Linked DNA regions of Homo sapiens: region 2 is linked to region 1. A link is a loop called in an ENCODE intact Hi-C map of the cell type or tissue named here. Cell type or tissue: CD4-positive, alpha-beta T cell. All regions are shown on one strand. Each heading gives the region's core, and the rest is flanking DNA. Links, peaks and the distances in the headings are about the cores only. Region 1 has its middle 55 kb from the start of ANKRD62. Region 2 overlaps PIEZO2 (piezo type mechanosensitive ion channel component 2).

What was found. Hi-C counts contacts between places; a loop is a spot of excess contacts. Peaks named below come from ENCODE experiments on the same cell type or tissue, not always from the same donor. Only the 100,000 strongest peaks of a DNase experiment are listed, where the experiment ranks them.
Region 2: a loop joins it to region 1, with 15 times the contacts of the local background. A loop is called at or near these places in 3 of 110 quality-filtered maps.

The regions. Positions count from the first base shown.
Region 1 is chr18:12,034,802-12,042,756 of GRCh38, reverse strand. No RefSeq gene overlaps it. Among named protein-coding and RNA genes, the nearest start is that of ANKRD62, 55 kb to the left of the region's middle. RefSeq lists silencers at 3,591-3,660, 4,041-4,110 and an enhancer at 4,058-4,559. In CD4-positive, alpha-beta T cell, for the core only: CTCF peaks have their summits at 3,411 and 3,615 (motif pointing right); a DNase peak (open chromatin) is centred at 3,646; H3K4me3 peaks cover 681 bases; H3K27me3 peaks cover 644 bases.
Region 2 is chr18:10,850,773-10,853,272 of GRCh38, reverse strand. All of the region lies in intron 7 of PIEZO2 (piezo type mechanosensitive ion channel component 2), which reads left to right. Among named protein-coding and RNA genes, the nearest start is that of MIR6788, 92 kb to the right of the region's middle. In CD4-positive, alpha-beta T cell, for the core only: CTCF peaks have their summits at 1,123 and 1,322 (motif pointing left); no DNase peak of the experiment used is centred there.

The sequences.
Region 1 (7,955 bases), core at 2,426-4,925:
AATTTATGCCCTGCTTTCACACAGAAAAGGGGAGGGCAGACAGCTCGTCCTGCATGTGCCCATTCTCAGTTTCCTCAGCTCAAAATAATCCTTATGCCAAAGTGGCATATTTGGGGGTGTATATTCAGTATATAAAGCACTTAGCACAATTCCTGGCCATATTGAGTGCCTATATTAAACGTTTCTTATTACTTTTTTGTTTACCATAGTTAGGTTCTGAGCTGGGTGCTGGAGTTACAGTATTATAATGACATCATTCCTGTCCTGAAGAAGTTGACAATTTGAAGCAAAGGGAGACAAACATGAACACAAACAGGTACACAAGGTCATCAGTGTTCCATGCTGTAGAAACACAGCCGAGTGCTGGGTGCACAGAAGGAGCAGTGCATTATGTTGGGGTGGGGACTCTCAACATAGCTGCAGTGAGTTTTGATCACCACTATATTGTTGCCTGAGTGACACAGCGAGACTCATCTCAAAAGAAAAAAAAAAACACAAAGATCGCCTCAACCTCCCAAGTCTCAATCTTCCCATCTCAGCCTCCTGAGTAGCTGGAACTGCAGGCACATGCCACCACACCTGGCTAGATTTTCTATTTTTTTGTAGATATGGGGTCTCGCTATGTTGCCCAGGCTGGTCTCAAACTACTGGGCTCAAGCAATCCTCCTGCCTCAGCCTCCCAAAGTGCTGGGATTATAGGTATGAGCCATCATGCCTGTCTTGATTATCTTTGATAAAAATGGAGGTGATTCTAGAGAGAAATTTTGTTTCAGTGGAAAACTACAACCCATCCTGGTGGGTTATCAAATACTTGTCATGTTTACTGTCTTTGAGTTATTTTCACCTCTTTGTAAACTGGATCTGGCCGTCTTGTGCATGTTGTCAGTAATGAGTGTTTCCAGTATTCTCCCCTGTCCTAATTTGGCATCACTGAGAACTAAAACTGCCCTTTTCCAGAAACCCTGAAACCTGAAGCTGAATCACTCAGTGTAACTTTAACAGAATCATCACCACAGCAGTTTGGGTGACTCAGAAAGTTCACCAGAGCACAATCCTCCAAGCGCCAGGAAATAACAGGACTGCGATGCTGTAACTGCCATCCTCATTCCGCTATGTAAGGATCCTTGGAGACCAATATCTAGAAATCTGAACTAATGGCCCTCTGAACTTAGAAACAGGATCTATAGTCAGCACCGATGGTTAATCTTTGTATTTCTTTTGTATCCATAGAAATGCCCTCATTCAATGCCTGATTGCTTGCACACATAAAGACCCACCTTTGGGGGTGCCCCACCCCCACCTGCACCACCACCTCCTGAAATGAGACACAGCTGTTTAACTGGACTGAGATATTCCCAGGGCAGAGAGACTGGTTTAATGGGAACAATCAAATAACTTCGCTTCTGGAATGTGACACATCATAGAGAAGTTTCAGACAGGGAAATGAAGGGCCTAAATGATGCCACTCCACAATATGCCATTGTGGCATAAGGATTATTTTGAGCTGAAGGTAATGGAGGATCCACAGGTGCTGAAAGAGTTCTCTGTCTTCTCCTTTTCTGCCTGAAATCAGATCATAAATGCCTTCTTGTGAAGGTGGCATAAAGTACCCTGTGAAGGTGTCCCCCTCGCCCCCACCAAGAATAGAGTGGCTCTTATCACCGGAGTTAGCACCAAGATGAGTCCACATAAACAAGCCTTTCTGAAATAGCCTTGTCTTCCATCACCTTCCCCAAATACTCCCCAGTCACTTCCCAGTGCCTTGTCCTCCCTCAAGGTCAAATCCTCTTTTCTTTGTTAAAGTTATCAGCCCCTGAGTCTCGCTGCTTCTTTGAGTTCCACTTCTTTTCTGTGAATTCCTATGCACATAAACATTAACAAAAATTGTATACTTTTTCTCTTATTAATCTTTATTTTCAGTGTAATTTGCAGGTCCCCATTAACTGAACCTAAGAGGGTGGAGGAAACATTTTTCCTCACCAGCAATATATCTCTCACTTAATCCTTAACCTATGAATAGGTACCATGATTATCTTTATTTCACTGATGATGCCACTGAGGCACAGATAATGTAAAAATCCTGTCCAAGGTCTCTCTCATAGCTAGTAACTGATGTAGTTGGGACATATTAAATAAATGATGATTGGCATGTTCAGTCGAGTTAAATAAGATTTTTCTGAGTGTTCTGGGAAGATTTTGAAAATAAAGCCATGGCTCCGTTCTTCAAATATTTATTTAATTGGCAATACTTGTTACCAACACAAAATTGCACACGTCAGTGTCCGGAAGCATAACTCAGATTCCATCTTATACTTAGCCAAACCTGATTAAATGGTTTCCCAAAGTTACTGTTGTAGCCATACAAAGACAAAAACAACCTCTTGTCAAATCAGAAGAGCCACAGAAAACAAGAGAGTACCTCAAAGTCAACCAGTGACTGCTGAAAAACATCTATCCAGAAAAAAAAAAAAGAAAAAAAAAAACAGGCATGGCTTTGGGAAGAAGACATGAATTTGAGATCTAGCATGAGGAAGTATGGAGAGGGAAACTGGTCTAAAATACTGTTACATTATAAATTCACCACTGGCCAAGTGTCATGTGAAAAGACAGATGAAGGACTATGAAGAAATTAAAACTGATTTGCTCAGACAGTGAAGACTGAATGTGTTTGTAAAAGCTTCATACATGGACAGTTAAATATGTTGATCACTGCATTTTGTTTGTAACTTGCTGGTCATTGATGTTTCTTAAAACTGTTGTTTAAGGCATTACAGGTATTTTTCTGCAACAGTCAATATGAGGATTTGTACTACAAGAGATAAAATATATGCTATCATTGTTTTTTGTGTGTTTGTTTTTTGAGATGGAGTTTTGCTCTTGTCACCCAGGCTGGAGTCCAATGGCGCAATCTCAGCTCCTGCAGCCTTGGCCTCCTGGGTTCAAGAGGCTCTCCTGACTCATGCTCCTGAGTAGCTGGGACTACAGGCGTCTGCCACCACACCTGGCTAATTTTTGTATTTGCAGTAGAGATGGGGTTTCACTATGTTGGCCAGCCTGGTCTTGAACTCCTGACCTCAGGTGATTCGCCTGCCTCGGCCTCCCAAAGTGTTGGGATTACAAGTGTGAGCCAACGTGCCGGCCTATCAATGTATTCTTTAAGCATCTTTTTATTTTGATAAAATGTAAATTTGTTTAACCCTGCTGCATGCAATAACTCAGCCCCCAAATCCTGTTTCAATTTAAAAAACAAAAACAACACCCTCTTGTCAAAAACTTGATTAAACTCTGGGTGAACTAGTTTTCTCACTTTTTTTCTCATCAGGCTTAAATTTTTATTGCATATCCTTACTTTAGCCATGGACTGAGTTGGTATTTTTTGGTTATGCACTCACAGCACGGCACAACGCATGGAATAACGGCATGTGTTCCGTCACAGTCCCCGCTGTCCTGTGCCCCTGCCATTCGCGGATACAGCCGAGCCCCACGGTTAAGCTCCTCCCGACCCAGGGACAAATGGCCTCGCCCAAGGGCGCAGGACGAGTCCCAAGCCCAAGCCATTCTGCAGGGCCCTGACCAGAGGGCGTCTGCGGCCTCGCGTGCTGCGCAGTTCTTCCGCTCGGACAGCAGGGGGCGCGCTGCCCTTGGCAAAGAAAGCCTCCGCGCCCAGCGACCAGCACCCAGCGCCCGCCTATACCGCCGCGCGGGCCGGTACCGGGTCAGGGCGGCGCGGAGCGTGGGTTGCAGAGACAACCCCAAGTGGTGGCTGGTCCCGGCGAGTCTGTTCCCGTTGTGCTGTCGCCTCGCAGCCCAGGGCTCCCTGAGAGTGAGGAGAAAGCTCAGGCTCCCAGGGCGGGCCCGCTTGGTCCCGGGAACTCGGGAGTCACCGCCGTCAGTGTGACCGGGTCCGAGAGCGCGGGTCGTTGGAGCGCAGTGTGGCCGCCGCGTGGGGACGTCTTGGGGGAGGTGATGGCGACGCTGGGGGCCGACCCGGGGCACCGCGTGGTCCCAGACAGCTGCGCCCATCAGGGCAGACGGGCGCCCCAGCCCCTCAGTCCAGCCCGGGCCCATCCTGCTCCGGGCTGCGGGGACTGGGGGCGGGCCGCCCGGGGGCGGCCTGGGGCCTTGGAGATGTGACCCAGGTGACACGGACTCTGGGACCACCTGCCTCTCACACCGGGGTGCCCGAGTGCCCTCATGATTTGAAGAAGAGGGAGACAGAGTCGGAGCCCAAAGCATCTAAAGGCCGCGCTGGCAGCACGCACCCACCGGGAGGAGATGACGAAGCCGCCCTCGCGTCTGAAAGCGCCTTCCTTCTACGCGTGCAGGGACGCGCCTGGCAGCGGCCCACCCTGAGGCTGCAGGACAGGAACCGGTCCCCCGGATTCCTCTTCCTCAGGAGCCCTTACAGAGTCCACACAGCCGGCTGCGAGGGAGGACAGAGCCCACTCACATCTCCACGTGTGGAGGCCGCCTGGCCTGGAAGCTCATTCCCTGCAGAAACCAGTCTCTCCAGGAGCCCCAGGGTGCCCCTAGCAGGAATCACCACACCCATAGCATAGCTCTCTTCCATTACTTAGTGATGGCGCCTCCCAAATCAGCTTCCCCCTGCCAGCCAGGAGCTGTTTTCGCCATAGGCACTATTGCCTAGTAGGCAGCTGGGACATTCCACCTTCGCCTTCTGCCAGGAGAACAGGTAGAAGGCCAACTGCATTTAGTTCAAATAATGCAAAAAGGGAAACATTGTTAAACTTTTGCATACGAATATTGATTTTATTAAAATCTGGAGATATCTTTTTTGAGACGGAGTTTCACTCTTGTTGCCCAGGCTGGAGTGCAGTGGTGTGATCTCGACTCACTGCAACCTGCGCCTCCCAGGTTCAAGCGATTCTCCTGCCTCAGCCTCCCAAGCAGTTGGTATTACACGCGTGGGCCACCATGCCCGGCTAATATTTTTGCATTTTTAGTAGAGACGGGGCTTCACCATGTTGGTCAGGCTGGTCTCAAACTCCTGACCTCAGGTGATCCACCTGCCTTGGCCTCCCAAAGTGCTGGGATTACAAGCATGAGCCACCTCACCCGGCCTAAAATCTGGAGATATCAAACCTAAATATATATTCCCTTCTTTTACAAAGTGAAAAAAAAAAACACAAAAACTAACTCTATAGAATGTGAAAACAGAGACATATCTTAATAGTAACACATGTTAAGTGCTTTGATTCAATTCCTGTTGTTGAAACCCAAAAGCAAAAAAACCCCAAAACCTTTGAGAAAGCTGCTGGTACCAAAATGGAGTCACTTACATTAAACTCCAGCAAAATGGAGTGGTGGGAGGCCATCAAGAAGCCCTCACGCCCACATGCCTGAAACAGGACTTATCCCAAGACTTTCCTGCACCCAGACCAGCATCACGACTTAGTGCAAGGACTTCTTGAGGCCGCAGTATTCCAGATCTGCCACCAGCACGCAACACTGACCTGGCAACAGCCGCCTCCCCCAATCAACAGAGCCAACTCCTGCAGTGAGCTTCTGTCACCTACGAGCCTTGTTTCAAAGCCGCTCATGTGTACATCTGTTTGTCTTTAAAAGATTCCTCTTTGGCTAGGTGCAGTGGCTCATGCCTGTAATCCCAGCACTTTGGGAGGCCAAGGCAGGCAGATCGCTTGAGGTCAGGAGTTCGAAACCAGCCTGACCAACGTGGCGAAACCCCATCTCTACTAAAAATACAAAAATTAGCCGGGTATGGTGGCGAGTGCCTGCAATCCCAGCTACTCGGGAGGCCGAGGCAGAAGACCCACTTTAACCCAGAAGGCAGAGGTTGTATTGAGCCAAGAGCAGAGCGAGACTCCATCTCAAAAAAAAATAAAAATAAAAATTTATCTTTGCCACGACATCCCTGGATATGCCCTGATCCATCATTATAGCACACACATCCTGAACTATAATCCCTTGCCTAGTCCCAAGTGAGCCCATTTGTTCTGGGTCCTATCTGAGCTTCTTTTTAGCCTGACACCTGCACAACTGCTGCGTGTGGTGACTCACAGTTACTAATATCTCAGTGAAACTCTTCTCCAAGCCAAGGGGCCCAACAGACTTGGCCCTCCGTGCACAGGCAGGCCTGATGCATGGGAGTGGCTGGGAGCCACCACCCTGTCAAAGGCGGAGACCTTGGAACCACCTGATGGCATTCCAGACTTATAGGTGGATAATTAATGACTTCACAGCATGGAAACTTCCAGTTGGCAGCAGTTGCAGGCCATTCTGACCCTTACTGAGATGGTTTTTGGGGAACGTGGTCCAGATGGTGGATGTGACACTCTCAGCCGGCACAGGTATGAGGACTGAGGCCATCCTCGGGCAGGGGCAGGAAATGGAGGATTGCCAGCTGTCTGGATCTGGGCAAGGGCTATGAGGTGGCACACCATCCAACCTGAGCAACTCTTGGCCCTACACGCCAGCTCCTTCCCCCAAGGTTGGCAGGGGATTCCCTGTCCAATGCCGTGACTTTTCTAGTGTTGGACGCACCAGACATGCCTGCAATCTACCACAAAACTAGTGACTGGTGAGACCTGGAGGTCAGAAGGTTGGAACAGGTGATTGCTAAGGGACATCCCCTTCTGAGATTCCATTATTCAGTCCGAGAAGCCCACAGGAGACACTGTCAAAACCCTCCAAATTACTTTCTGCATAGACATATCAGATCATTCTACTGGAGGGCAACCCTATAGCATGACTGACAACCATGACATTCTCACCGAATAGAGATACACCTGCCACCTGAGGGCTTCCTCTCCTCTCACTTGATGATGGTTAGAACCAGCTCTCCAGTAGAAGGACTGACACACGCAGTATCACAAGTATCCTCCCCGTGTTTCCAGCACAAAGTTTGGACTGCTCCACATGGTGCCCAAGGCCCCGAGTTGGCCTATGTGTTTAAGCATCACCTCCCCAACCCTCCAAGCAACAAGATGCCTCCTGCAGCCAAGCAGAACCACGTGTTTATCCCACTGCAGCCCTAGCCATTTCTCTCTGCCTCTACCTGAACATCCTGCTCCAGATCCTTTTCCCCACCCCCCTCACATCTCCAGCTGGCCTGCTCGGTGCTGTCACGCGGGCACTGTGAGCCTGCAGAGTCCAGGGGGTTCCTGGAGGTCAGGGCTCCTGTTTACCTATGCATCTGGTAAGACGGGACATGTGACTAGTGACAAACTGAAACCTCTGCTCCTTGTGAGATGCCACACTCTGGGAAGTTGTGTGGCTACTTCTTGCATAGGAACTTGGGCACTGGAGTCACCCCTTAGGATCTTCCCATTCCCAGAGGCCAGCGGTGTTGTTCCCCTCTTCTTCCAACTTCAGGTTCAGATTTTGGCCTCTCCATTCCAGTTTAGTGATGGTGGCCCTGCCCCACGGGCTCTGCACTCCTGGCTTTGAAGCTGCAGTTCCAGATCCTTTGCAATAGCCCCTTGCTTTTGTCCCCTACGTCTTCATCTTCCATCTGCGTCACCCATCCCACACTCACTGCTTTTGTGGGGTTTTTTGTTGTTTTTTTCTGAGACAGGGTCTCACTCTATCACCCAGGCTGGAGGGCAGTGATGCAATCTTGGTTCAGTGCAACCCCTGCCTCCTGGGTTCAAACGAGTCTCCCACCTCAGCCATGTAACTAGCTGGGATTACAGGTGCACGACACCATGCCTGGCTAGTTTTTGTATTTTTAGTAGAGACAGGGTTTCACCATGTTGGCCAGGCTGGTCTTGAACTCCAGACCTGAGGTGATCTGCTCGCCTCAGCCTCCCAATATGCTGAGATTACAGGTGCTTTTGTTTTAGATCTGCTGTGGGCTGTAGCTGACTGCAGTGACTAAATGGTAGAGAGGCCTGCCCAGGCGACCCCCAGGATGCGACATGGCTTGTGGTGTTTGGGGCATCCAGTCCTGGCACTCGGTGATGCCATCTACATGG
Region 2 (2,500 bases), core at 1-2,500, 1.2 Mb after region 1:
TGATTCCGGGGTCTTGGGCCCCTTTTCCCCTGATTCTTCCCTGGGGGTGGGCTGTCTGCATGCACAGTGGCCTGCCAGCCCTTGGGAGGGGCTGCATGTAGTCTGTTTACTGGAGTTGTGCGCATGCTCACTTGAAGTGCTCTTCGCTCACTTGAAGTGCTCTTCCCTCACCGAATGCTCCTACAAGGTCATGTACCAGTTAAACTCCGCCATTTTACCTCTTACTGCACATGCTTGAGCCCACTCACCCAACTCCTGAAGTCTTATCGGGAAACTGTTGATCACCAGTTTTGTTTTTTTTCTGTATATTGGGAGACTGCCTTCCCAAGCCCCCAGCTGCAACCAATTACTATTTTAGAGAAACAGTGTAAAAACCTCCTGACTATCACCTTATGGTCTCCTGACGTTCCCGGTTGGTGGGTGGGGGGTGCCCTCTCCTGCCCCACTCATGCCTGACCACTTACCTCTGTAACAGTAGAAGAGGGTGTGAGTGTTAGGTGAAGACGGTGCCAGAATTCTCTCTGCTGTGCCTCTGGATGGTAATGTAGTGCTTTTTGTCTTCTTGTTGAGAAATGAGGAACCTGCAATTTAAAAGAACATGAATATTATTACCATACCAGCAATACAGGTTTGCATCCTTTCAAGACATCATAATGTGGTTTTAATGTGATCGTAAATTATAAAGACAGAATGTGTGAGAGGGCCCAGTGGCCTTGCTTTGATTGATTTATGTGTAAAATTTGGCCGTGGTAAAACTAGTTGTGGCTGACTGTGTCTATACAGTGCTAACAAAAAGAGAGAGAGAGAGGGCACATGCTATAGAGAGCTATTCAGTCAAATCCTTTAAGACCACTTAAATTCAGTTAAAATAAGTAAAAGTTGGTGCTGGACACAAGCATCCACACCCACACACACACACACCCATCCACACACACACATTCCCACCTTATTCTAAATCCAGTTGGCTCAGTTGATTGTATTAGCCTGGCAACTGGAGAAGTGAAATTCAGTCTAATAAGAAAAGAATTTTGTATAGACACAGTAAAACTGGGGAGCCTCTTTAATAGTGCATATTCACATAATATTTACTCCAGGCAGAAGTGAATAAAAGCTAAATTTCAGTGCAGACATTATTTCTAGACTAAATTAATGCTTTTAGTTTCCTTTAAACGTTTAATTTTTAGTTTGTTGAACACATATAGCAAAAAGTTTTGTACTGCTGAAAGAACTGCCTTTTAGAGGATGACTTAATTGAAAATGTAAATATCCTCTGTAGGGCAGAAGTTTTTTGGTTTTTGGTTTATTCTTTCTACTGGCTTAAGGATCTTTTATGCCATCTAGCGGCTGAGGGTAGAAAATACAAAGAATATTCAGAACCACCTCGAAAATACTAGATCAGGCAAACTTTCTCTGTAAAGCTTAGTAAATAGTTAAGGCTTTGAGAACCATATGCTCTTTGTCACAGTTCTTTCAAGAAGTCATTATAATGTGAAATCAGCTGGGCACCATGTAAAATGATCATGGCTGTATTTCAGTAAAACTACAAATACAAATTTGCATTTCATATTCCTTTTACATTTAATGAAAATTTTTTTAAATTTTTCCCCAACCATTTAAAAATGTAAAAATCATTATTAGCTCATACATGGCACCAAAACAAGCACTGAACTACACTTGGCGCAGGGGCTATAATTTATCATCTTATGGTAAAGATATTAACAGTTCTAATAGTGTAATAACATCATATTTGCTCTTCATTTGAATTGTCATAAAAGTAAAATTATAATTTATTACAGACATTTCGGTACATCATCCCCTTAACAGTTTAAAAGGTCTGTTATTATAATCTCATAGAGTAAGACATTGGAAGTTAAGTTGCTTATCAGGGAATAGAAAATGTGAGCTAAACAATGCAGTATGTAAAGTTCCTTGTTGTAGATTTCCTCCCCATTAACTTGCCGATAACAGGACATTACATTTTATTCCTTTAAAACATGGAAATTAGCATATTTAAACCATAGCTTTATCCTAGGGCATAATTTCAGTGTATTGTTATTAACCCCAAACTCTGAGTTGGAAGAAAACAAACTGCAGACTGGCAAAAAAAAAAAAAAAAAGATAAAAGAAAAAAAGAAAAGAAAAGAAAAAGAGAAAGAAGGAAACAAACATAGAAATAAAGAAAATCACCATGGGTGGGTGTTTATCACAAATTTCATAACCACGGAGACTCCAGCCCTTCTGTCTCACTTCCTGGATAGATAAAGCTGCCCTTAAAACAGTCCAAGCAATTTTTATCTTCTGGTAAAAAAGCTTTCAAATGTGCTCTCTGGTGAGAATTAACCTTATTTTTAGAAATATTGAATTGATATTTTTTGTCACACTGTTATACTAAACACATGTTTTTTGGTCATTTGGAAAAATAAAATAATAAGAAAAAACACTTTAAAATGTAATCCTTATTCCCAGAAATAAATACTATTGCTTTTTAGCCAAATTTTTT